3 separate regions of the Homo sapiens genome follow, and regions 1 and 3 are each linked to region 2. Evidence: chromatin loops called from intact Hi-C (ENCODE). Cell type or tissue: OCI-LY7. All regions are shown on one strand.

Evidence for each region. Hi-C counts contacts between places; a loop is a spot of excess contacts. Peaks named below come from ENCODE experiments on the same cell type or tissue, not always from the same donor. Only the 100,000 strongest peaks of a DNase experiment are listed, where the experiment ranks them.
Region 1: it touches region 2 in a loop (4-fold over the local background); 2 of 110 quality-filtered maps call a loop at or near these places.
Region 3: it touches region 2 in a loop (2.7-fold over the local background); 2 of 110 quality-filtered maps call a loop at or near these places.

What each region holds. Positions count from the first base shown.
Region 1 is chr16:11,615,021-11,623,020 of GRCh38, forward strand. It overlaps a transcript of LITAF not described here. Among named protein-coding and RNA genes, the nearest start is that of LITAF, 32 kb to the left of the region's middle. RefSeq lists enhancers at 1-526, 6,979-7,747, 7,196-7,485 and a silencer at 1-163. In OCI-LY7, no CTCF peak of the experiment used is centred here; DNase peaks (open chromatin) are centred at 4,391, 4,671, 7,141, 7,581 and 2 weaker places; H3K4me3 peaks cover 2,966 bases; H3K27ac peaks cover 4,969 bases.
Region 2 is chr16:11,678,393-11,686,392 of GRCh38, forward strand. SNN (stannin) reads left to right here. Exons shown (of 2, transcript NM_003498.6): 2 at 1-760. It overlaps TXNDC11 (thioredoxin domain containing 11), which reads right to left. Exons shown (of 12, transcript NM_015914.7): 11 at 5,773-5,853; 12 at 691-1,445. The coding sequence ends at 803. Among named protein-coding and RNA genes, the nearest start is that of SNN, 14 kb to the left of the region's middle. RefSeq lists an enhancer at 2,827-3,183. In OCI-LY7, a CTCF peak has its summit at 2,352; DNase peaks (open chromatin) are centred at 3,369, 3,769, 4,119, 4,889 and 2 weaker places; H3K4me3 peaks cover 7,368 bases; H3K27ac peaks cover 8,000 bases.
Region 3 is chr16:11,626,164-11,634,163 of GRCh38, forward strand. It overlaps a transcript of LITAF not described here. Among named protein-coding and RNA genes, the nearest start is that of SNN, 38 kb to the right of the region's middle. RefSeq lists an enhancer at 921-1,455. In OCI-LY7, no CTCF peak of the experiment used is centred here; DNase peaks (open chromatin) are centred at 1,859 and 3,488; H3K27ac peaks cover 3,601 bases.

The sequences.
Region 1 (8,000 bases), 63 kb before region 2:
CCAGCAGCTGGCACGGGGTGGATGACCAGTCGGTACACACTGGGAGAATGAATGAATGAACAAAGGAAGGAAGGAGAGACCAAGCTGGGGCTCTAGGAGAAAACGAGGCAGGAAAGTCCCAGGGGACAGTGGCTGAGGAAAGAACAGAGATCCCAGGAAGAAAAGCGACACCCAGAGCCCCATCTACCCTGGGGTGTAAATGGCATGGGCAACAACTCAGAGGAAAAGTAAAGACCTTGGGTGCGGTGGCTCACGCCTGTAATCCCAGCACCTTGGGAGGCTGAGGCAGGTGGATCACCTGAGGTCAGGAGTTCAAGACCAGCCTGGTCAACATGGCGAAACCCCGTCTCTACTAAAAATACAAAAATTAGCCTGGCATGGTGGTGCATGCCTGTAATCCCACCTACTCAGGAGGCTGAGGCAGGAGAATCGCTTGAACCTGGGAGGTGGAGGTTGCGGTGAGCCGAGATCACACCATTGCACTGCAGCCGGGGCAAAAAGAGTGAAACTCCGTCTCAATAAATAAATAAATAGCCAGGTGTGGTGGTGCATGCCTGTAATCCCAGCTACTCAGGAGGTGGAGGTTGCAGTGAACCGAGATTGCACCACTGCACTCCAGCCTGGGAGACAGAGTGAGACTATGTCTTTAAAAATAAATAAATAACTAAAATAAAATAATAAAAAAAGAAAAGTGAAGACCTATGTGGTATAATAAAAAGTATCTGCTTGGTCTTTGTTCCCTGTCACTGGTTCCTGGCACAGAGCTGCCAAAGCCCTTGGACCCTCCTCAGTGATTAGAGTATCTTTCGTATGCTAATGGGATGACTCAAGATGACTCAGTGTGGGGGTACCTAGATAGCTTTGGAATGCTTAGAGGGTTAGAAGGTTCAGTTCACCCACTCCTCACCTCTGGGGAGGGGAGAGGGACTAGGAGTTGGGTCCAATCACCAATGGCCATGATTTAATCAATTATGCCTACGTCACGAAACCTTGATAAGAACCACTAGATAGGTTTCTGGGAGCGTTCAGGTTGCCAAATACATCCACTACCTGGGAGGTGGGGCACCCCAACTCCACGGGGACAGTGGCCCTACATTCAGGGCCCTTCCAGACCCCACCCTATGCTCCTGTGCATCTGGCTGTTTGTATCTTTTATAATAAACTGGAATAGTGCTGGACACCGTGGCTCCCACCTGGAATCCCAATGTTTTGGGAGGCTGAAGCAGGCAGATCCCTTGAAGCCAGGGATTTGAGACCAGCCTGGGCAACATGGCAAGACCCCATCTCTAAAAAAATTTTTTATTAAATTAGCCAGGCATGGTAGCACGTGACTGTGTTCCCAGCTACTCAGAAGGCTGAGGTGGGAGGATTGCTTGAGGCTAGGAGGTTGAGGCTGCAGTGAGCTACGATTGTGCCACTGCACTCCAGCCATGGGTGACAGGGTGAGACCCTGTCTCAACAAAACAAAACAAGAAAAAAAAAAAGAAAAAGAAAGGGGCTTATGATGAATAACAAAAGATGTACCTCTCATCTTTGCCACTCAGGAAATTACGAGGACCTTAGAAGCTCTGTCAGGTACGTGAGGCAAAGACCAAATACATATTTCCTATTGTATCACAATATCACAGGCTACCCTCTGGCCTTTGAACACAAATCCCTTACAGTCAGATGATCATAAACATCAAAAGATGCCCGGAGTGGGCAACATAGGAAGACCCCATCTCTACAAAAATTCTTAAAAATTTACCGGGCATAGTGGTGCACACGTGTGGTCCCAACTACTCAGGAGGCTGAGGCAGGAGGATCACCTGAGCCCAAGAGGTTGAGGCTGCAGTGAGCTGTGACTGAGCTACTTAACTCCAACCTGGGAAAGAGAGCAAGACTCTATCTCAAAAAAAAAAAAAAAAAAAAGATGCCAGCAGGGCGCAGTGGCTCACATCTGTAATCCCAACACTTTGGGAGGCCGAGGCAGGCAGATCACCTGAGGTCAGGAGTTCGAGACCAGCCTGGTCAACATGGTGAAACCCCATCTCTACTAAAAATACAAAAATTTGCCAGGCGTGGTGGTGCAAGCCTGTGGTCCCAGCTACTTGAGAGGCTGAGGCAGGAGGATCGCTTGAACCCGGGAGGCAGTAGTTGCAGTGAGCCGAGCTCACACGAATACACTTCAACCTGGGTGACAGAGCGAGACTCCAACTCAAAAAAATAAATAAATAGAAATAAAAAAGATGCCAGCACATTGCTAAAATCCATCAGTCCTTAATAACGATACAGTCCGCCATCCCATGAAATGTATGAAAATGTCCCCCAGGGTAAGGCTGCCCAGGCTTGCAGGCTTCCATTCTGTCTTATCAAGTTCTGAAAGCAGGGGCAGTCCCAGCAATATATCAATATATGGCTTCACTCTTTTTTTTTTTTTTTTTTTTTTTTGAGTCGGAGCCTTGCTCTGTTGCCCAGGCTGGAGTGGAGTGGCACAACTCACTGCAACTTCTGCCTCCCGGGTTCAAGGGATTCTCTTGCCTCAGCCTCCCAAGTAGCTGGGACTACAGGCTCACACCACCACGCCCAGCTAATTTTTGTATTTTTAGTAGAGACGGGGTTTCACCATATTGGCCAGACTGGTCTCGAACTCCTGACCTTGTCATCCGCCCGCCTCGGCCTCCCAAAATGCTGGGATTACAGGGGTGAGTCACCGTGCCTGGCCTATATGGTTTCAATCTTTCAGGCATCTGGTATAACTGAGCCAAGGGACAACGCCATCTCTTGATCTAAGCCTCTTTGAAGGTGTTAATGTAATATTAAATTTCCTTCCCTCCGTAACCTATTTATTTATTTATTCATTCATTCATTTATTCATTTTATGTATTTGAGACAGGGTCTCACTCTGTCACACAGGCTGGAATGTAGCAGCTCGAACATAGCTCACTGCAGCCTCAACCCCCTGAGATCAAACGATCCTCCCACCTCAGCCTCCCAAGCAGCTGGGACTACAGGTGCATGCCACCACAACCAGCTTCCAAAAAAATTTTTTTGTTCGAAGAGATGGGGTCTCACTATGTTGCCCAAGCTGGTCTCAAACTCCTGGGCTCAAGTGATCCTCCCCAGTCAGCTACTGGGATTACAGGCGTGAGCCACTGCACCTGGCCATAACCCATTTATTTATTCTGTCTTTTACCTCCAGCTATTTTTGTTTCTTCTCTCCATTTATGCCCAAACTTTTCCCCCTTGGAAGAGACATTCCGTTCTGCCACTGTGCTGGTCTAGATTGCAGGCAGAAATACTAGTCTAGCAGGTGCCTCCCCTGGCAAGGCGGGAGGAGAGCCCTGAATTTGTAATCAGCCAGGCAGAAGTAGGGGTAGCCTGGGGACGCCATTTGCACTGGTGTCTGAAGTGGGAGCAGTCCTGTGGGACTGAGTCCTTTGACCGTGCAGTCTGCACTAACTGTGGGCAGCTTCTGTCGGAACTGAATTGAATTGCTGGCCATGCAGCTGGTGTCAGAGAATCTGGAGAGCGTGCTTGATGGGCTCCCCGGGCTTTCGCTGTGTGCGATGGGCTAATAGCAAGATAGTTTCTCTCTGGCCATGGAGCCACTGGCCATTGTCCCCGCCTCCCAGTGGGTGGAGCATTTCTGGGGGTGGGGAGGGGGCGCTTCATAGAGCTGCAAATTAAAAACCCCCGCACTGGCCGGCCGCGGGGGCTCACACCTGTAATCCCAGCACTTTAGGAGACCGAGGCGGGCGGATCACGAGGTCAGGAGTTCGAGTTCAGCCTGGCTAACATGGTGAAACCCTGTCTCTACTAAAAATACGAAAGTTAGCCGGGCGTGGTGGTGGGTGCCTGTAATCCCAGCTACTCAGGAGGCTGAGGCAGGAGAATCGCGTGAACCTGGGAGGTGGAGGTTGCAGTGAGCCGAGATTACGCCACTGCACTCCAGCCTGGGCAACAGAGCTAGACTCGGTCTTAAAAAAAAAACAAAACAAACAAACAAACAAAAAAAACCCCAGCACTGCCCGGGCACGGTGGCTTACGCCTGTAATCCCAGCACTTTGGGAGGCCAAGGCAGGCAGGTCACTTGAGGTCAGGAGTTCGAGACCAGCCTGGCCAACATGGCAAAACCCCTTCTCTACTAAAAATACAAAATTTAGCTTGGTGTGGTGGCGCTTGCCTGTAATCCCAGCTACTTGGGATGCTGAGGGAGGAGAGTCGTTTGAACCTGGGAGGAAGAGGTTGCAGTGAGCCGAGATCACATCACTGTACTCCAGACTGGGTGACAAAGCAAGACTTCGTCTCAAAAACAAAAAACAAAAAAAAAAACCCCAGCACTGCTGGGCTCAGAGGACACATCTCCACATGGCATGATGAGGCAAAGACCAGTGCCCCAAAGGCCCCAAATGTCATGTGACCCATGTGCACTTCACCCTGTGGCAAGAAGCTGCCAACTCAGCCCTCTTCAGGGGTCATGCAAGAGACAGAAACAGGAGAAGCAAGCTGAGTATAATTATTACAGCCACAGGGCATTCTTGGCTTATATTCTACTTTCCCACTTTGTTTTTGTTTTTTTTTTTGGAGACAGTCTCAGTCTATTGACCAGGCTGGAGTGCAGTGGTATGATCATAGCTCACTGCAGTGTTGACTTCCTGGGCTCAAACCACCATCCTGCCTCAGCTTCCTGAGCAGCTGGAACCACAGGTGCATGCCACCACATCTGGTTAATTTTTTAAAATTTTTCTTTTGTAGAGGCGTCATCCTGCTATGTTGCCCAGGCTGGTCTTCAACTCCTGGCCTCAAGCGATCCTCCCACCTTGGCCTCTGATATAGTTTGAATATTTGTCCCAGACCACATCTCACGTTGAAATGTAATCTGCGGACGGGTGCAGTGGCTCATGCCTGTAATCCCAGCACTTTGGGAGGCCGAGAGCAGTGGATCACCTGAGGTCAGGAGTTGGAGACCAGCCTGGCCAATATGGTGAAACCCTATCTCTACTAAAAATACAAAAATTAGCCAGGTGTGGTGGCGGGTGCCTGTAATCCCAGCTACTTGGGAGGCTGAGGCAGGGAGATTGCTGGAACCTGGGAGGCAGAGGCTGCAGAGAGCCGAGATGGCACCACTGCACTCCAGCCTAGAGGACAGAGTGAGAGTCCGTCTCAAAAAAAAAAAAAAAAGAAAAGAAAAGAAAAAGAAAAGTAATCCTCCACAATGTTGGAGGTGGGGCCTGGTGGGAGGTGTTTGGATCATGGAAGCGGATCCCCCATGATTGGCTTGGGCCATCCCCTTGCTGATGAGTGAGCTCTCACTCTGAGTTCATGGGAGATCTGATTGTTTAAAAGACTGTGGCCCTCCTCCCAACACTATCTCTTGCTCCTGTTTTCGCCGTGGGACATGCCTGTTCCCCCTTCGCCTTCCACCATGACTATAAGCTTCCTGAGGCCTCCCCAGAAGCTGAACAGATGCCAGCACCATACTTCCTGTACAGCCTGCAGAACCATGAGCCCAGTAAACCTCATTTCTTTATAAATTACCCAGTCACAGGTATGTTTTTACAGCAATGCAAGAATGCCTAAAACAGCCTCCCAAAGCACTGGGATTACAGACGTGAGCCACTGTGGCCAGCCCACTTTCCCACTATTGAAGGTGATATGGAAAAAATAGGTCATTTCTATTCTGTGAAAGAATCAGCAGCACAAGTATGATGATATTAGGAACTTATTCTCAGCCTGTGGTCAGGGAGACAGACAATAGGGAGTGGTGGGGACTGTGACAAACTGAAGGGCAAGGCCCCATGTAACAGGTGCAGCGGGCACTGTCATGGCCCTGCCCACATCTCCCTCAGCAGCTGCTGCTCCAGGACATGTCAACACTGCACACTGGGCTCGCCATTTGTGACTTTCTATTTTGAGATGGTCTCGCTCTGTTGCCCAGGCTGGAGTGCAGTGGTGCCATCATGGCTTACTGCAGCCTCAACTTTCTGGGCTCAGGTGATCCTGCCACCTCAGTCTCCTGAGTAGCTGGGACTACAGGCGCACTCCACCACACCCAGTTAATTTTTTTTTTTTTTGAGATGGAGTTTCGCTCTTGTTGCCCAGCCTGGAGTGCAATGGCAGTGCGCGATCTCGGCTCACCGCAACCTCCGCCTCCCAGGTTCAAGTGATTCTCCTGCCTTAGCCTCCAGAGTAGCTGGGATTATAGGCATGTGCCACCACGCCCAACTAATTTTGTATTTTTAGTAGGGACAGGATTTCTCCATGTTGGTCAGGCTGGTCTCGAACTCCCGACCTCAGGTGATCTGCCCACCTCGGCCTCCCAAAGTGCTGGGATTATAGGCATGAGCCACTGCACCCAGCCCCAGCCAATTTTTATATGTTTTGCAGAGATGGGGTCTTGCTATGTAGCCCAGGCTGGTCTTTAACTCCTGGGTTCTAGCCATCCTTCTGCCTCAGCCTCCCAAAGTGCTGGGATTACAGGCATGAGCCACCGCTCCTGGCCCACCCATGACTTTCTACTTGAAGTTTTCTTCTTGGCCTATGTGCAGAACAGACTGGTATTAACCCCCCTCAGAAGCAGGCCTCCATCAAGGATAGACAGGAGTCAGAAGGGAACATCCCAGCCCCCTTGCCCCTCAGGAAGCACAACCCACGTTCTACACAGCTCCCCTGAATTCCCCGGCAGGATGCAGCCCCAGGTGCCCACAAGAGTGGCCGGCTCCCTGACACCTTGTAGTGTGTGTTGATTCTTTCCCTGCCCCGACTCTCTTCCCAACTGCTTGTGCTTCCTGAGATCCCCTCCCTAGTAAACCACTGGCACCCAGATCCTAAGATCCTGCTCTCAGAGCTCCGGGGCAATGCAAACTAAGATAAGAAACCAGCTCCTACGTTGCTGCAGCCCATTTCTTCTGGGTGGGAAGGCAAGACCTTCCCATTTTTTTCAAAAGAAACCAAGATCCAAAGTTTCTCGTGAAACCTTCTGAGGGTTCATTGCCAGCTCAAATTAAACAATGCAAAACAAAATGAAACAAAACACGTCTGCAGGCCCGCTCCAGCCCTTGGCCTTCCCAGTTCAGAGCTGTCGGTGGCTGATGAGGGTGGAGGCAGTGGGGATGTGGTTAGAGAGTGTGTTTGGGGGACCCGCCCTGGCAGCCTGGTGGGGACAGCTCAGAGGAGGTGCCACCATAAGCCAGGCGGCATGGCTTGCTCATGAGACCCCAGCTGGAAGCATCTGGACCGCCTGGCACGGCCACCCTCGGGCTGTCAAGAGACCCAGAGTAAACAGCCTGAACGCTTTCCCAAACACACAGACCCCAAGCCGCCTGCGGCCTCCCCCTGCTCCCTGGGTGGGGAGATATCCCAAGACCCCTCTGCCTGCCTGACATCTGAGCTCAGGCCCAGGAAAAACAAACCCCGGATGGCTGGAGAGCCCCCGGGAAGAGGCAGCAATCACGGGAGAGCCACTTGCAGACCGCACACTTGTGAACTTCATTTTAATTCTGTGCAGATGGAGGAGGCTGTCTGTGCAGATTTCCACCTCCCTACACAACCCCCTTCTTTCCTCTTGCAGAGAAAACAAAAACGGTGTCTCTCGAGATTGCTTTTGCACCGTTTAACAGGGTTATTTAAAGCCATTGCTTTTCTGCTGTCTTTTCAGAATGTAAATTAAGAATACAAGGTGTCGTGAAGGATACTGGAGGGGTAGGTGGTGATGTGAAATTTCAGTTCTGTGTGTTTATTGTTCTGAACCACCTAAACCCACCCATGCCTGCTCTAAACTGTGGAATATGCTTAGTGGATGTTAAGTTGGAGCTACATTCACTGAAGGGAAAGAAATTTCTGAGAACAGACCTTTCATGGGCCTCTGTGAAACAGGTATTTCGTATATCATTAGTTCATTTAATCGTCATCATGACCCAATTAGTTGTATAGTTTCATATAATGAATATATATATATATATATATATATAATTTTTTTTTTGAAACAGAGTCTCGCTCTGTCGCCCAGGCTGGTGCAG
Region 2 (8,000 bases):
TCCACACCTGAGGGACGCAGCAACAGCTAGGATCTGCATTTTCAGGTTCCGAGCCTGACCCCTGGAACTGACCAGCGCTCGATTGTCAGCCTTGGCCTGGGGTTTTGACCTTGCCAGTGAAGTTTCGGTTTTGAAGTGATTAAATGTCACTTCCTCATCAGTTTCACTTCTGGAGGTTTTCTTATCCTACTCCCTGGTGCCAGGGACGTACCTGGGAGTTTGAATCAGGCCCATTTGAGCGTGGCAGCCGTGTTGGGTGAAGGTCCGGGGCTCGGTGAGGCACTGGGGGGGTTTTCGGGAGGAAAATGAAAATGCTTCTAGAATGAGTGAACCACATCATAGCTCTCACTGTTTTTTCAATAGCTACTTTTTTTAGCAGACACCAGAGCCACACTCAAATGGCTAAGTAGGTTATGACCTCTCTGGATTATTTTTGAATGCCCAACTGTTGCATTCAAGTTTTCTGACTAATAAGAAATTAAGCATTCATCCTTCGTATCACTGCAGAAGCAACAGTGGGGGCACAGGGAGGGAACTCTTGACACTGAGCCACTAAAATATGGACTAATTTTTTGGACAAATCTTCAAACGGACTGTGCTACTGTATTTGTCTCAAAGCTACCAAGTTTGTGCAATAAGTGGAAGGGATGTCATCCTTCTTCAATAAATGCTGAATGACATTCAAGCTGATTTTCTAGACCACTGAGAAAATCTTTATTTACAATAAATTTCAATAAAATTTGCATAAATATATTCCCAATGTACAATTTTCACCTCTGATTTCTTCATATCATTTAAAAAGTTAGTCTGTCCTGTTCTCCTTATTCCTTTCAGACACCAGTGTGGCGCTGACATTGGCAGGTGGAGGGGAGCTGCCAGGGAGCTGGGGGGTGGCTGAGGGCTCAGGCTGCTTGGGGTGGACCTCTCTCTGGGCCGCCAGGCTTTCAGCTCCATCCCTGCCCTCCAGTTTCCTCTCCATGGTCGCCACCAGGATCTTGAGCCACGTGTTCTCGGTAAGGAGGTTTTCTGAGGCATCGGCCAGCTCCTGCAGCTTGCGGGCCAGCTCCTGCAGCTCACGTGTCTTCTGCTCATAGAGGGCCTGCAGCTGCTCACTGTGTGCGTGGAGCAGGCTGTGCTGCTCTTCCAGGGCCCGCTGCTGCTGCCGCAGCCGGTGCTCATCTCTGCGGGCACTGGAGAGCTGGGACTCCACCTGCACTTGTGCTCGCTGGAGGCTGCTTATTTCTGCTCTCAGTTTCTGGATCTCTCTCTCCAAGTGGGAGATGTGCCCCCGCTGTAAGACTGCCTCGCTCTGAAGACACTCCTTGGTAGGAGAGTTAGCCACATTCTGGGGGCTGGAAGCAGGGTCTGAGTGATGCAAAATGAACCTCAACAGGTTTGGAAGGGTGATGGGGACGTCTTCGGGGTATTTCACACTTAGGTCCTTTCTGGAGAGAGAGGGAAAGGAAGCAAAGACAGGAGTCACACCAACACAATGAGTCCAAAAGCAGGCTGTACCTGAGGCCAGGCCATCTACTTCTCACCAAGAAAAGACGTTCCGTGGATTTTACTTACTGAAAGTAAGGAAAATGTTGCCTGGGCAAGAAATTCTCTACAAAGCTGAGGCTGTCCCATATGCTCGTTCTGTAATTAAGATGGCTTATCTGTTCCTGAAGCCAGAGCTCAGCTTCACCCACACCCTCCAAGAAAGACAAGAGCTCCTAGGCCCAGGCCTAAAGCCAGTGATGCAGGGCCCCAGGAGTGTGTAGGCATGGGGCCTCTGTGTGCTCGGAGATGCCCAGCGGCTGTGTCAGGAAGAGCGTCCAGGGGAGGCAGGAGTGTCCCACCTATGTCCCTCTTGTGCCCACTGACAGTGCCCGGAGAAAAAGGAAGAACTTGAAAGATACCCAGTCTGTTTCTTCAGCAAGCATTTATTACACATTCTCTAAGGCAGGGGTTCTCAACTGGGGGTGACTGTACCCCCATTCCCCAGGTACATCTGGCTCACACCTGGCAACCTGATAACTGGCAAACAGCCCAACCAAAGGACTATGAATTCAGGCTGCCCAGCCCTGAGAGCACAGAATAAGGAAGGAAGGTGACATAGAAAGGGGTTTTCCCTACAGCTTTGTTCCAGGTCCTGATCTAGAGATCTAGAAAATTCCTCTTCAGAACTTGTCATTTAATCGTCTGATGATGTTTCTCTCACATATCTATTTACCTGTGCCTGTACAGCCTGGCTGCAATTGATCAAAACTACCAGCTTTATGCACTTAGGTATGAGGTGGGCCGGCAGCCGAGTTTGTCTCCCTCAGGTGTTAACAGAATGGAAGTCAACAGCAGGGACTCCAGAGCCTGGCTGCCCAGGGCCACTGGACCCGGCCGTAAATTGTTTTATAATTTTGGGGTAAACATTCAACCATCCCCTCCTTTAAAGCTTAGTTTTCTTAACATATAAGCTTTCTTCAAGTGGGGCCCAGCCATTCAAATGACAAAGCTGGGTGTGGTGCTGTGTGCCTGTAATCCCAGTGCTTTGGGAGGCTGAGGTGGGAGGATCGCTTGAGGCCAGGAGTTTGAGACCAGCCTGGACAATATAGTAAGGCCTCATCTGTATAAAAAGTAAGATAAAAAAATTAGCCAGGCAAGGTGGCACACACCTGTAGATCCAGCTACTTAGGAGCCTGAGGTGGGAGGATCACTTGAGTCCAGGAGTTCAAGACTGCAGTGAGCCGTAATTGCACCACTGCACTCCAGCCTGGGCAACAGAGTCAGACCTTGTCTCAAAAACAGAAAACCAAAAAACCCCACAACAACTGAAAACACATCGTGGCCCTGTCAAGTGGGCCCATGGAAGAATACCAGACGCTGGACCTGCCCCCACGTTCTGCGGCACAAGCCTGGTCTTGTAAGGCAGAGTAAACGTGAATTACTTCCCAGAAAAAGCTGCCAAGATCCCTCAGGATGTCTACCTCCAGACATTTACAGGACAGTGACATCCGTGAGCATGCTATCTGCTAACTAAGAGGTCTTGGTGCACTCTCCATCAATGTCCCTAATGGGCACACTAAAATACTGCCACACTTTGTGAAAGTAGCAGGGACAGAGAATGTCAACAGTCTACTTCCAGGAAAGCAGTCATGTGAAACTATGGTGGGAAGAGGTCCCCATGTCTATGCAACTCTCCTCTAACCCTGAGGGAGTGGCAGGGCACACCTCTAAAAAACTGTGATTCTTCCCCTGGGACACATCAGAGTCTCTTGGTGGACAGGAGCACCCATCTCCCCCTCATCACCCTGGCCCAGGGCCAGGCCAGAGCACCTATATTTTGCAATGTCACACAGAGTCTGACGCAAGTGCTGGCTGGAGGAGCACCTGCTCGGTGGAGCAAGTGGCTCCAAGATGCCTCTGCACAGGAAGGCTATGTCTCCCTCAAGGCCCCACCCCTTCCTCTTCCTCCCAAGGACAGGCTCTTGCATTTTTTTCCTTCATGATTTTTATAAATCAAGACATGCTCTTTGTAGACAATTTGCAAGGGATGTAAAAACATACAAGCAGCACCTTCAAATCACTTGCAATCTCACTCCTCTGAAGTCATCAATGTTAACACCTCAACATTTTCCCCTCTGTGAACATCTCCACCTAGCACATGCACAAGTTTATATTTTATCACAGTAAATATACAATTTCATATTCTTTTCACTAAAAATAGCATAAGCAGGTGGACAATGAAAAAGGTCTTACTACATGTTATCCAACAGCCTTTTTCATTTCCTCTTTTGCAAGCTGTCAGCTCACGCTGCTTGCCCATTTACCTTCTGGCTAAACCAAACACTCGCTTGGGACCAGCTCATGATGAGCATACTTTACTTCTACCATTTATTTTTAGGAAATGAGAAAAATTCCATTCCAAAGCCATAAAGCTTTGGTTTACCAACATCCTTACATTAAAAGAGAAGTGGACAGTCTTCTTATGTTCGATATTTAGAAACGACAAGGGTAAGGGCCTGCAGCAAGTGCCCAGCATGGGGCCGGAGAAATGCGCACATCTTCACGTTTCCCACACCAGGCAGCCTAAGAACGAAGGTCACTCAGCCCAGACGCAGGCCTCCAGATGACGCCCCACCCTGCCACCTGTTCCGCCTGTGTCTCTCTACACAGATGCATTTCTGCCAGCTGCTGAGAACTTCTTCATTAAAAGGCATGTGCTGGGTGCTAAGATTTTCATATTTTTTCAAACTATGCTTGGAATTCAAAAATTATACGTCATTAAACTACATGCCCAACTCCTGGCCCACACAGATGAAAGTGTTAGTGTTACTGTCCGTGATTCCTGGACTATGTGGTAATTTAAACACTTCTTAGAAAGAAAAAGCCTCATCACAACTCAGTCAGCAGTAGAAAAGGGTGAGTCACATTCTGTTTTTAGTGCATGATGTGACAAGACCCTACTACCACAGAAGTACTCCCGCAAAAATTCTTTGAGATACAAAGCAAAAACCAAGGGAATGATTCAATAGATATGAAGGAAACACTCTCCTAGAGAAACATGACAAGCTGAATCGCAAAAGGGAGGCAGGAAATTAAAACAGCAAACGTCATACATGCGAGCCAGGGAACTCCCTAAATGATGCTGCAGACACTTTCCCCTGGAGAGAAGATACTGTCAAAGTCATGTGAGTGGGTCCCCAAAAGGACTCAACTTTCTAAAAACCAAAGGGAATCTATAAAAAGGGAGCAAACATCCAGTGTATTAGGCTCTAAAGGACCAAGAGTTAATTTCTTTTTCCACTAAAACATCTGCATCTACGTTTACTAACTGGAAGTCCGCTCCCCCTTGTTAATGTCCTGCTTGCAGGGGCTTCCGGGGTAGTTGCCGTTAAGAACTGCACCTGGAATACTGATTAGGCAAGTGTGAAAAAATCAAGCGACCATCCCATGGCGGACGTTCACAGCAGTCTGCACGCATGGGAGAAAACCCCTTTGTAGGCCTCCTGGAATCCGAGAAAAGGACGTGCCATGGGTAAGAAAGCCACCCTGTCCTCTGTACGAGAGGGATGAGGAGCTGCTGGGAGGCCAACTGAGAGACAAGCAAGTGGAAGGCTTGGGGCAGGCAGGGCTCCACAGATTCTCTGCTGTTTTGCCCCACACAAACATTGCACCACTGCACTCCAGCCAGGGCAACAGAAGAATCCTGTCAGTCTCTGCGTCCTCCATATGTTCATACAGGCCATGAAAGCTAAGAATTCTCACGGCCACATTCAAGCTCGGGTAAGAGATAGACTGGGAAAAACAACCTTTAAAAGATCCATACCACACATAACATCCTGACACTACAACCCTTTTATGTCCCTAAGGACACTTTTTTTTTTTTTTTTTTTTTGAGGCAGAGCCTCGCTCTGTCACCCAGGTTGGAGTGCAGTGGTGTGATCTTGGCTCACTGCAACCTCCGCATCCCAGGTTCAAGAGATTCTCGTGCCTCAGCCTCAGAGTAGCTGGGATTACAAGCATATGTCACCATGCCTGGCTAATTTTTGTATTTTTTGTACTGATGGGGTTTCACCATGTCGGCCAGGCTGGTCTCAACCTCTTGAGCTCAAGCAATCTGCCTGCCTCAGCCTCCCAAAGTGCTGGGATTACAGGCATGAGCCACCACGCCTGGTTCCTAAGGGAACATTTTTTGAACATAATGAATGATTTACATCTTAAACCCATTTCATTTTCAGACCTCCACAAAAGAATCCCAACTGCCCACCAGTGACAAAAATTTGGCATTACCTGTTGCAGGGAAAAAACAAGACAGTAGGAAGACGATCGACCATAAATTCCCAAGGAAGGTCATTCTGAGACACGTCAATCCTGGTAAAGGGAAAGAACAGAAATGGCAGATGATCAGCCCAAGAAACACCAACTTGAAAGAACCTTCTCAGATAACTTCAAGAACCTGGTGCATTTTTTACACCCCACATTGGGCTAGTCCCTTCTCGATGAATGTACTACCAGGTGTGAGCTGGGCGCTGATACTTCCAAGACATACAACATTCTACTACGTGGACGCTTTCCACTGAGTGGCAATGTGATGTCCTGAAAGTAAAAATGAACTTGCAGAAAATGCCGCACTGACACCTGAGGAGTCATTCACTCCTCACCTGACAGGATCTAGCCAAGTATTTTAATCCCTGAATAGCTCTGGGAAAAGAAAGGAAATCATTGAGCAAAATACATCAAGCCCCTCTGAAGATGGAAAATTATACCCTCTTTATGTTGTAAATCTGGATAGAGACCAAAAACAGCCTATTTTCTTAGCAGATTTGACATTAATTTTCTAATACAGAAAATGACATCTGTACTAACTCACCCAGCCTGTGCTCAATCACTGTGGGAGCTAACCGCAACTGCTCTAGAGGCCTGCCCCGGGCAGCTGGCACAGAGCTGGGCACACAGCTGGGCGCCCACACTCGGGCTAAGCAGACATGGAGCCACAACAGCATCCTTTATGGAAGGGGCTGCATCCTCCTTGCGGAGGGGCTATTCAGCTACTATTCATAAACAGTGCACACAAAAGATGAACATGTTTTCAATCTTTACCTTGACAGAAGTTTTTAGAAAGCATAACTGGGGGGAGTGAGGGTGCGGTAAGTGTCATGTATGTGTCCAAAAGGATGAAATTTGCTTTTCAAAAAATGGCACAACCAGGCTGAGCACAGGGGCTCACGCCTGTAAATCCAACACTTTGGGAGGCCGAGGTGGGTGGACTGTTTGAGCCCAGGAGTTCGAGACTAGCCTGGGCAACATGGGGAAACCCTGTCTCTACAAAAAATTGGCCGGGTATTCTGGCACATGCCTGTAGTCCCAGCTACTTGGGAAGGTGGGAGAATCACCTGAACCTGGGAGGTTGGGGCTGCAGTGAGCTGTGATTGCACCACTGCATTCCAGCCTGGGCAACAGAGTGAGACCCTGTCTCAAAAAAACAACAACGCCGGGCGTGGTGGCTCACGTCTGTAATCCCAGCACTTTAGGAGGCCGAGGCAGGCAGATCACGAGGTCAGGTGATCGAGACCATCCTGGCTAACGCGGTGAAACGCCACCCGTCTCTACTAAAAATACAAAAAATTAGCTGGGCATAATGGCGGGCGCCTGTAGTCCCAGCTACTCGGGAGGCTGAGGCAGGAGAATGGCGTGAACCCGGGAGGCGGAGCTTATAGTGAGCTGAGATTGCACCTCTGCACTCCAGCCTGGGCAACAGAGCAAGACTCCATCTCAAAAAAAAAAACAAAAACAAAAAACAACAACAGCAACAAAAGGCATAACCAAATGAAAACCATTTACCAAAAGTTTACTAACAAAACAGCACTCCTGCCTCACCTGTGCCAGCCTACCTAAAACATTAGTGTTCCTTTCTAAACAAGTGGGAGTGAACACTATATTCCATAATTAAATGCTTTTTCTCACTTGATTCTTACTTCAAAGAAAGCAAACTATAAAATTAAAACATTGTAAAAATCCACTCAGAATTCCATTGGGCTAAATAAGGCCCCCCTTTCTTATGCAGGCTGCAGGCTTGGTCTATATGCTTACTTTTTTTTTTCTGAGACACAGTCTTGCTCTGTCGCCCAGGCTGGAATGCAGTGGTGCAATCTCAGCTCCCTGTAACCTCCGGCTGCTGGATTCAAGTGATTCTCCTGCCTCAGCCTCCTGAGTAGTTGGGACTACAGGCACGTGCCGCCACACTTGGCTAATTTTTTATTTTTAGTAGAGACAGGTTTTCACTATGTTGGCCAGGCTGGTCTCGAACTCCTGGCCTCAGGTGATCCGCCCACCTCGGCCTCCCAACATGCTGGGATTACAGGCATGAGCCACTGCACCTCGCCTATATCCTTACATATTTTTAAGAAGAGTTGTCATATATTTCATACTCTGTTCTTTTCCATTAACTGTATGAAAAGCACTGTTGAAGGATAAAAATTCCATTAAATGCCCAGCCATAATTTACTTAAACATTCATC
Region 3 (8,000 bases), 52 kb before region 2:
TTTAAAAAAACAAAACGAACAAAAAAAAAAACTTCTTTTTATACAGTGAGTCAGAGTCTTGCTGGAGTGCAGTGGTACAATCTCAGCTCACTGCAACCTCTGCCTCCCAGGTTCAGGCAATTCTCCTGCCTCAGCCTCCCAAGCAGCTGGGACTACAGGCTCATACCACCATGCTCTGCTAATTTTTGTAATTTTTTTTTAAGACAGTCTTGCTCTGTTGCCCAGGCTGGAGTGCAGTGGTGCAATCTCAGCTCACTGCAACCTCTGCCTCCTGGGTTCAAGGGATTCTTCTGCCTCAGCCTCCTGACTAGCTGGGACTACAGGCAGGCATCACCATGCCTGGTTAATTTTTGTATTTGTAGAGACCAATTTCACCATATTGGCCAGGCTGGTCTCCAACTCCTGACCTCATGATCTGCTGGCCTCGGCCTCCCAAAGTGCTGGGATTACAGGCGTGAGCCACCGCGCCCAGCCTGTAATTTTTTTTTAGTAGAGACGGGGTTTTACCATGTTGGCCAGGCTGGTCTCGAACTCCCACCCTCAGGTGATCCGCCCACCTTGGCCTCCCAAAGTGCTAGGATTACAGGCGTGAGCCACCTTGCCCGGCCTTTTAAAACATTTCAAGCTCTACTAGGTCCACTATATTTTTATTTAATGTGCTACTGGTGAAAATTTATTTCTTCTTTTTTTTGTTTTTTTTTGAAATGGAGTCTCTGTCGCTCAGGATGGAGTGCAGTGGCACGATCTTGGCTCACTGCAGCCTCTACCTCCCGGGCTCAGGTGATCCTCCCACCGCAGCCTCCCAAGTGGCTGAGACTACAGGCACGCACCACCATGCCTGGCTAAACAAGCTTCTTCCAGTCTGATCCCATCCCCCTAGGAACCCGGGTGTGGACGGCCTCTCTTACCTTTGCTGCAGACGCGTCCCTCCTTCCTAGCCCCAGGGGCTGTGTCATGCACATGACCAAGCCTGGCCAGTGGCTACCCAGCATCTCCTGAGCCTCAGTGATTGCTCCAGTAATGGGCATGTGACCCAAGCCAAGCCAATGACAATCAACCCCAAGACCCTTGCTGGAGCTCCTTGAATAAGACGAATTCTTTACAAGGCTGGTGAGATGAAAACCCGGAGCTGCCCAGCACCATCTTTGCCAGCAGGTAGAGCAAGCCCACTGGAGAATGAAGCCAACACAGAGAACAGCCAGGCTTGGAGTTGGAGACAGATCCCTGACAGCATGGTCTGAGCTTCTGGATCCAGCCAGGCCTGAAGCTCTTGCCCTCCCCACTTCCCAGTGACACAATACATTCTGCAATGGCATAAACCAGTTCCAGTGGGATTCTGGTTTTTGCAGCATTCTGCTATTCATCCTGACTAATGTATTAGACTTAAAAAAATACAAGGCCTGGGAGTGGCGGCTCACGCCTGTAATCCCAGCATTTTGGAAGGCCGAGGTGGGCAGATCACCTGAGGTCAGCAGTTCGAGACCAGCCTGGCCGACATGGCAAAACCCCATCTCTACTAAAAATACAAAAATTAGCCAGGTGTGGTGGTGCACGCCTGTAGCCCCAGCTACTCTGGAGGCTGACGCAGGAGAATGGCTTGCATCCGGGAGGCAGAGGTTGCAGTGAGCCGAGATTGTGCCACTGTGCTCCAGCCTGGGTAACAGAGCAAGACTCAATATCAAAAAATAAATAAAAATACAAAAATTAGCCGGGCGTGGTACCACACATCTGTAGTCCCAGCTACTCGGGAGGCCGAGGCAGGAAAATCATTTGAACCCAGGAGGCGGAGGTTGCAGTGAGATTGCGTCACTGCACTCCAGCCTGAGCGACAGAGTGAGACTCTGTCAAAAAAAAAAAAAAAAAAAAAAAACAAGGCCTGTAATTCTCCATTGGCCCAAGACAAGCACAGTCCTGCAGAACACAAAGACACATTTGCTCCTTGAAAGATTCACAGGAAGGGAAAAATATTTCCCATTCTGTGGTAATGAATCAATACCCAAATAAGACCTGGTTCGTTTCTCAAGCAGGTAATCCTGCCCAACAGCCATGACTCATCCCAGCCCCAACCAGCCCTGAGGTTGGTGTGGCCCCAGATAACTCGCTAAACTTGGGGCCGCCCCAGATTTTCCATGTTTGCGTGTCTCCTCTCCTTTCTCTTCCAGCTAAGAGTCCTGGGAACTCTTTCTAGAGTTCCAAGTAAACGCTTTGCAGAACGCCCAACCCAGATCAACACCCAGTAGATGCTCTCAGAGCACAAGGAGACATCCGGAGATCTTGCTTTTACCGAAAGTATCCAATGAAAGGGAAAAAACAAAGTTGGTCTTGACCCTTTCTATTTTTTTATTTTTTTGTTTCTTTTAGTCAAGATCTTGCTCTGTTGCCCGGGCTGGAGTGCAGTGGCACGATCATAGCTCACTTCAGCCTCAAACTCCTAGGGTCAAGGGATCTTCCCGCCTTAGCCTCCAAGTAGCTGGGATTACAGGTGTGTGCCACCACGGCTGGCTAATATTTTTTCTTTTCTTTTTTTTTTTGAAACTGAGTCTTGCTCTGTCATCCAGGCTGGAGTACAGTGGCGTGTTCTCAGCTCACTGCAACCTCCATCTCCCGGGTTCCAGTGATCCTCCTGCCTCAGCATTCCTAGTAGCTGGGATTTCAGGCGCACACCACCATGCCCAGCTAATTTTTGTATTTTAGTAGAGATGGAGTTTCGCCATATTGGCCAGGCTGGTCTCGAACTCCTGACCTCAAGTGATCTGCCCGCCTTGGCCTCCCAAAGTGCTGGGATTATAGGCGTGAGCCATTGCTCCCAGCCTATTTTAGTTTTTTTAGAGACTGGCATCTCACTATGTTGCCCAGGCTGGCCTTGAACTCCTGGCCTCAAGTAATCCTCCCGCCTCGCCCTTCCGAAGTGCTGGGATTACAGGCATAAGCCACGGCACTCAGGCTTGCCCCCTCTTACCAAGTGCTGGGATGGCACCCAGGACCTCAGCAGCAAAGGGAGCCTAACAGGCATCAGATGAGGAAGGCTCAGAAGGCTGAGCGCAGGGAAGGAGCCTCTGTCCGCAGGACACCGAGGACTTTGGGGAAGGCACTCAGCCGGGAAGTCAGACATGACCTCATCCTAGTTGAGGTTCCGTAGAAGCAGAGCCTGTGATGGAGATGTGGGTGCATGTGGTTTTCTAGAAGTGAGGGTTCTCAGAAGAGGGGAGTAAGGAGACAAGGTGCAGGAGGAAGAACAGCAGACAGGTCCCAGCTGGAGGCCTGATCCCAAGGCAGGCCTGAAGTAAGAGTTTTCTGAGTCAGTCCCACCAGGAGGCAAGGGGGCCCTGCTGAGGACCTGTCCTCGGCCAGTCGGTCCTTCTGGGGTCCCTCTGGGCTGCCAAGAAGGGTGGGTGAGGGGTGGGAAACACAGCTGTGAGCAGTCAGCGGCCACACTCGAAGCAGCCGGCTCCTTCCTTCCTCTTCTTGGCTGCACACCTGCTTTTGGGGAAGGAGCTCATGGACTGGTTGCAGCTGGGGTGGGAAGAATTAAACAGACACTGCTGAGCTCAGTGCTTGAGGGCCCAGGGCTTCGGAGGCAGAGGCAGCCAGTTTCGAATCATGATTCTGGGTTGACTCAAGTCTCCAGCGTGGAGCTCCAGGGGCGCGCAGCTCATGGAGTGCGGTACGGATTAACAAGGCCATGTGGTAGGCGCTCTTCCCCCCACAGCCTGGCGCATGGCAAGTGCTCAACAAATCATGGCTCTGCAAACATCTCCAAGTGTCACAGGCCTGGCTGCTACGGTGGGAGATTTAACATCAGTCGCCAGGTGTTGGGGAGGGAAGAGAAGGAGTTCGGGTGCCTTCCTGGACTCATTCCAGCACCCACAGGTGCTCAGCGCACTTCTATCTGGGTCAGGTTTTGCTCCTTCTCATCAAGTGCAAGGCGGGCACACAGGACCCCGGAAGAACGGAGGTCATGGGAGTCCAGATAGGAACCAGACCCCTGGCGTTGGGGGGGCTCCAAACCTCTGTGTTTGGGAGTCCTGGCTTCCCCAACTTCCCCTCCTAGCCTCAGCCCCTATGGATGGAAAAGTACCCCCAGCTGGCATGACTGATCGATTGGTTTGGGGCACAAAGCTGGGTCCTCTCTGAGGAGCAACTTGGCAGGAGGTGCCCGCAGTCTGGCCTTGGCCACAGTGCTACTTTGAAACTGCTTTAAACTCGCCAATGATGTCCTAAAGCCCTGATGACAAATCCCAGCCTCCCGCAGGCCCTGCTCTGGCGGGGACACCTCTTGGGCCTCATTGCAAACCACACAACCCTCCTCCTGTGCCCCGCCTGCTCCAGGCACACAGGAGTCCCTGTTGCTCCACAGCTTCAGGTCTCTCTGGCGGCAGTGCCTTCCCCTACCTGCCCCTGGCCAACTTTTTTTTTTTTTTTTTTTTGGTGGTGAGACAGGGTCTCATTCTGTCACCTAGGCTGGAGTGCAGTGGTGAGATCAAAGCTCACTGCAGCCTCAAACTCCTGGGCTCAAACAATCCTCCCACCTCAGCTTCCTAGATAGCTGGGACTACAGGCACCCACCACCACGTCCAGATAATGTTTTTATTTTATTTTTTTTCTAGAGACAGGGGTCGGGGTGGTCTCACTATGTTGGCCAGGCTGGTCTTGAACTCCTGGCCTCAAAATGATCCTCCCGCCTCAGCCTCCCAAAGTGCTAAGATCACAGGCATGGGCCACGGTGCCCGGCCTGCCATTACCTTTGATGCATGGACAAGAGGTAGCCTCCCATGCATAGCAGTAGCCACGATAACAGCAGTCATTTCTGTTTGCACCCAACTCATCTAAGCACTGTCTGCTTATTTTTGATATTATTTTCCCTGTTTACATTTGCAGAAACCGAGGCTTAACAAGGTTAAAGTCACCTGCCCATAGCGTGTGGTGGACTTGGGATTTGGACTCAGGGCTGCAGAAAATAAATAACCAGGTCGCCATGGGGTAAGTGCACTGCAGGAGAAGCTGCTTACAAGTGAGCTATCGGTGTCCTGTGGCTGCAATTATCACATCACCACAAACTGAGGCGCTTAAAACAGCAATGTATTCTCTGTTCTAGAGTCTAAAAGCTTGAAATCAAAATGTCATCAGGACCACCTCCCCCTGGAGGATCTAGGGAGGGTCCTCTCTTGCTTCTTTCAGCTTCTGGTGGCTCCAGGCATCCCGGGGCTGGGGGCTGCAACACTCTGCACATGGCTTTTTGTTGTTGTTGTTGAGACAGGGTCTCACTCTGTTGCCCAGGCTGGAGTGCAGTGGCGTGAACATAGCTCACTACAGCCACAACCTCCCGAGCTTAGGTGATCCTCAGCCTTCTAAGTAGCCAGGACTACAGGCACATGCCACACAGCTGGCTAAGTTTTTCATATTTTTGGTAGAGACAGGGTTTCACTACGTTGCCCAGTCTGGTCGCGAATTCCTGGGCTCAAAGGATTCACCCTCCTCAACCTCCCAAAGTGCTGGGATTACAGGCGTGAGCCATGGTGCCCAGTCACCACACGGACGCCTTCTCTCCGGTGTCTGTGGCTTCAAGCTCCATGTCTTGCTTACACAGACACCCGTCATTGGGTTTAGAACCCACCCTAAATCCAGGATGATCTCATCTCGAGATTCTTAACTTGATGACATCTGCAAAGACCCTATTTTCTTTTCTTTTCTTTTTTTTTTTTTTTGAGACGGAGTCTTGCTCTGTCTACAGGCTGGAGTGCAACAGCACAATCTCAGCTCACTGCAATCTCTGCCTCCCTGCAATCTCTGCCTCCCTGCTTCAAGCTATTCTCCTGCCTCAGCCTCCTGAGTAGCTGGGATTACAGGTGTGCGCCACCACGCCCGGCTAATTTTTTTGTCTTTTTAGTAGAGACGGGGTTTCACCGTGTTAACCAGGATGGTCTTGATCTCCTGACCTCGTGATCCACCCGCCTCGGCCTCCCAAAGTGCTGGGATTACAGGCGTGAGCCACTGCGCCCGGCCTCGCAAAGAACCTATTTTCAAATCAGGTCACCTTCACAAGTGCTGGGAGTTACGTCGTGGACGTGTCTTTCGGGGAGGGGTCATTATCAAGTAACTACAGCTGCCGTGGGGAACAGGATTAGGCAATCCGCTGGCCCCTCCCCACATGGACTGAGAAAGGTGAGGACGACTGGCTCAACCCTGGAGAGAAGGTGAAGGAGGCACCGAGATGACAGAGACAGGGAGAGGGACAGAGACAGGGAGAGGGACAGAGAGGGCTACTATGCTCCACTGTCTGCTGGAAACCCTGTTGACAAAGGAGGAAGCAACCCAGGGAAGCTCCCGCAGGTCCCAGCTCAGAACTAACAGCTACCCCTGACTCTGCGGGCCCAGAGCAGATCACTGCCAGCCGGCCCCTGTGGGCTCTTTGGCCTGCGCTCCCTGGCACGTGGGATCCCTTGGCCCCATCTGGAGGAAGCCCCACCGAGCCAGAGCCAGGGGAAGAACTGATGGCTGGACCCCAGGCCCAAGGCAGATGCCACCCAGGCCCTTCTTTCGGTTCTGCAAATGCCACTGGCTCTGCTGGCTCTGAGCGCAGAGTCCAGCCCCCATGCACATGACTATGTGGTGCCCTCAGCCCCCGCACGGGTCAGAGTTTTCCGTGTGCCGCCTCCTCGTCCTTCTTCTTCTGCCGAATGCCTGGAATTCCACAGGAATTTCCACAGAGGCCCACCCCACTCTGAGCCTCCTAGTGAAGGAAACAAAGGCCAGCTCTGAGGCCCGGGGCTGGGAGGGCTGAGCTGGCAGCCACTCCAGAGATTTGCTGTCTTAGATAGGAAAGGACGGCCTGGGATCCTGCACCCATGATACCCTCTTGGAGGCCCTACTTTGGGGCCTGGGAAAGGAGGTCTCTCTAGCCCCGTCACCCCTGCATACACATAAGTGCATCCCCCAACACACGTGCACACAGGAACCAGACACATCACGCTGGAGGCAAGATGGGTAGACATATTCCCAGGGGTGCACCCATCCACACGGACCTGGGGCAGCCCAGGGCCACCTGAACAGGGAAGTGGCCCAGCCTGAGTATTGCCTTGGAGCAAGCCAGCCAGGGCTCCAATCTCAGCTCTGCAACCTCAGGCAAGTTACTCAACCTCTCTGTGCCTCCCTCACCTCATTTGCAAATAGTAGTGTCAGAGGGGTTTGAACCAGAGCAACTCCATCTTGAATAGGGGCTGGGTAAAATGAGGCTGAAACCTACTGGGCTGCATTTCCAGACTGTTAGGCATTCTAAGTCACGGGATGAGATAAAAGGTCAACACAAGATACAGATCTAAATACTTTGCTGATAAAATAGGTTGCAGTAAAGACGCCGGCCAAAACTCACCAAAACCAAGACGGCGACGAGGGCGAACTCTGGTCTTCCTCACTGCTACACTCCCACCAGCACCATGACAGTTTACAAATGTCATGGCAACGTCAGGAAGTTACCCTAGATGGTCCAAAAAGGGGAGGCATGAATAATCCACCCCTCATTCAGCATATAGTCAAGAAATAACCTTAAAAATGGGCGACCAGCAGTCCTCACATGGGGCTGCTCTGTCTAAGGAGTGGCCATTCTTTATTCCTTTTCTTTCCTAATAAACTTGCTTTCACTTTACGGACTTGCCCTGAATTCTTTCTTGCACGAGACCCAAGAACCCTCTCTTGGAGTCTGGATCGGGACCCCTTTCTGGTAACAGTAGTACCCACCTGAAAGGGTTGCTGTGAGGATTAACTGAATTGATGCATGGATAGCACCCAAACCCTGGAACATAGGAAGTGCCACATATATGTTTGCTGTGATTAGTGGCATCACACACGCAGACATGTGTAAGGCCACTTAGCAATACACAGACACATGCAGAGGGACATACAGAACCTCAACAACTCACATGCAAATGGACACACAGACATGAATACACATGTGCAGAGACTCATATGGGCACTTATACACACATGCACACAGGTGAGACCAT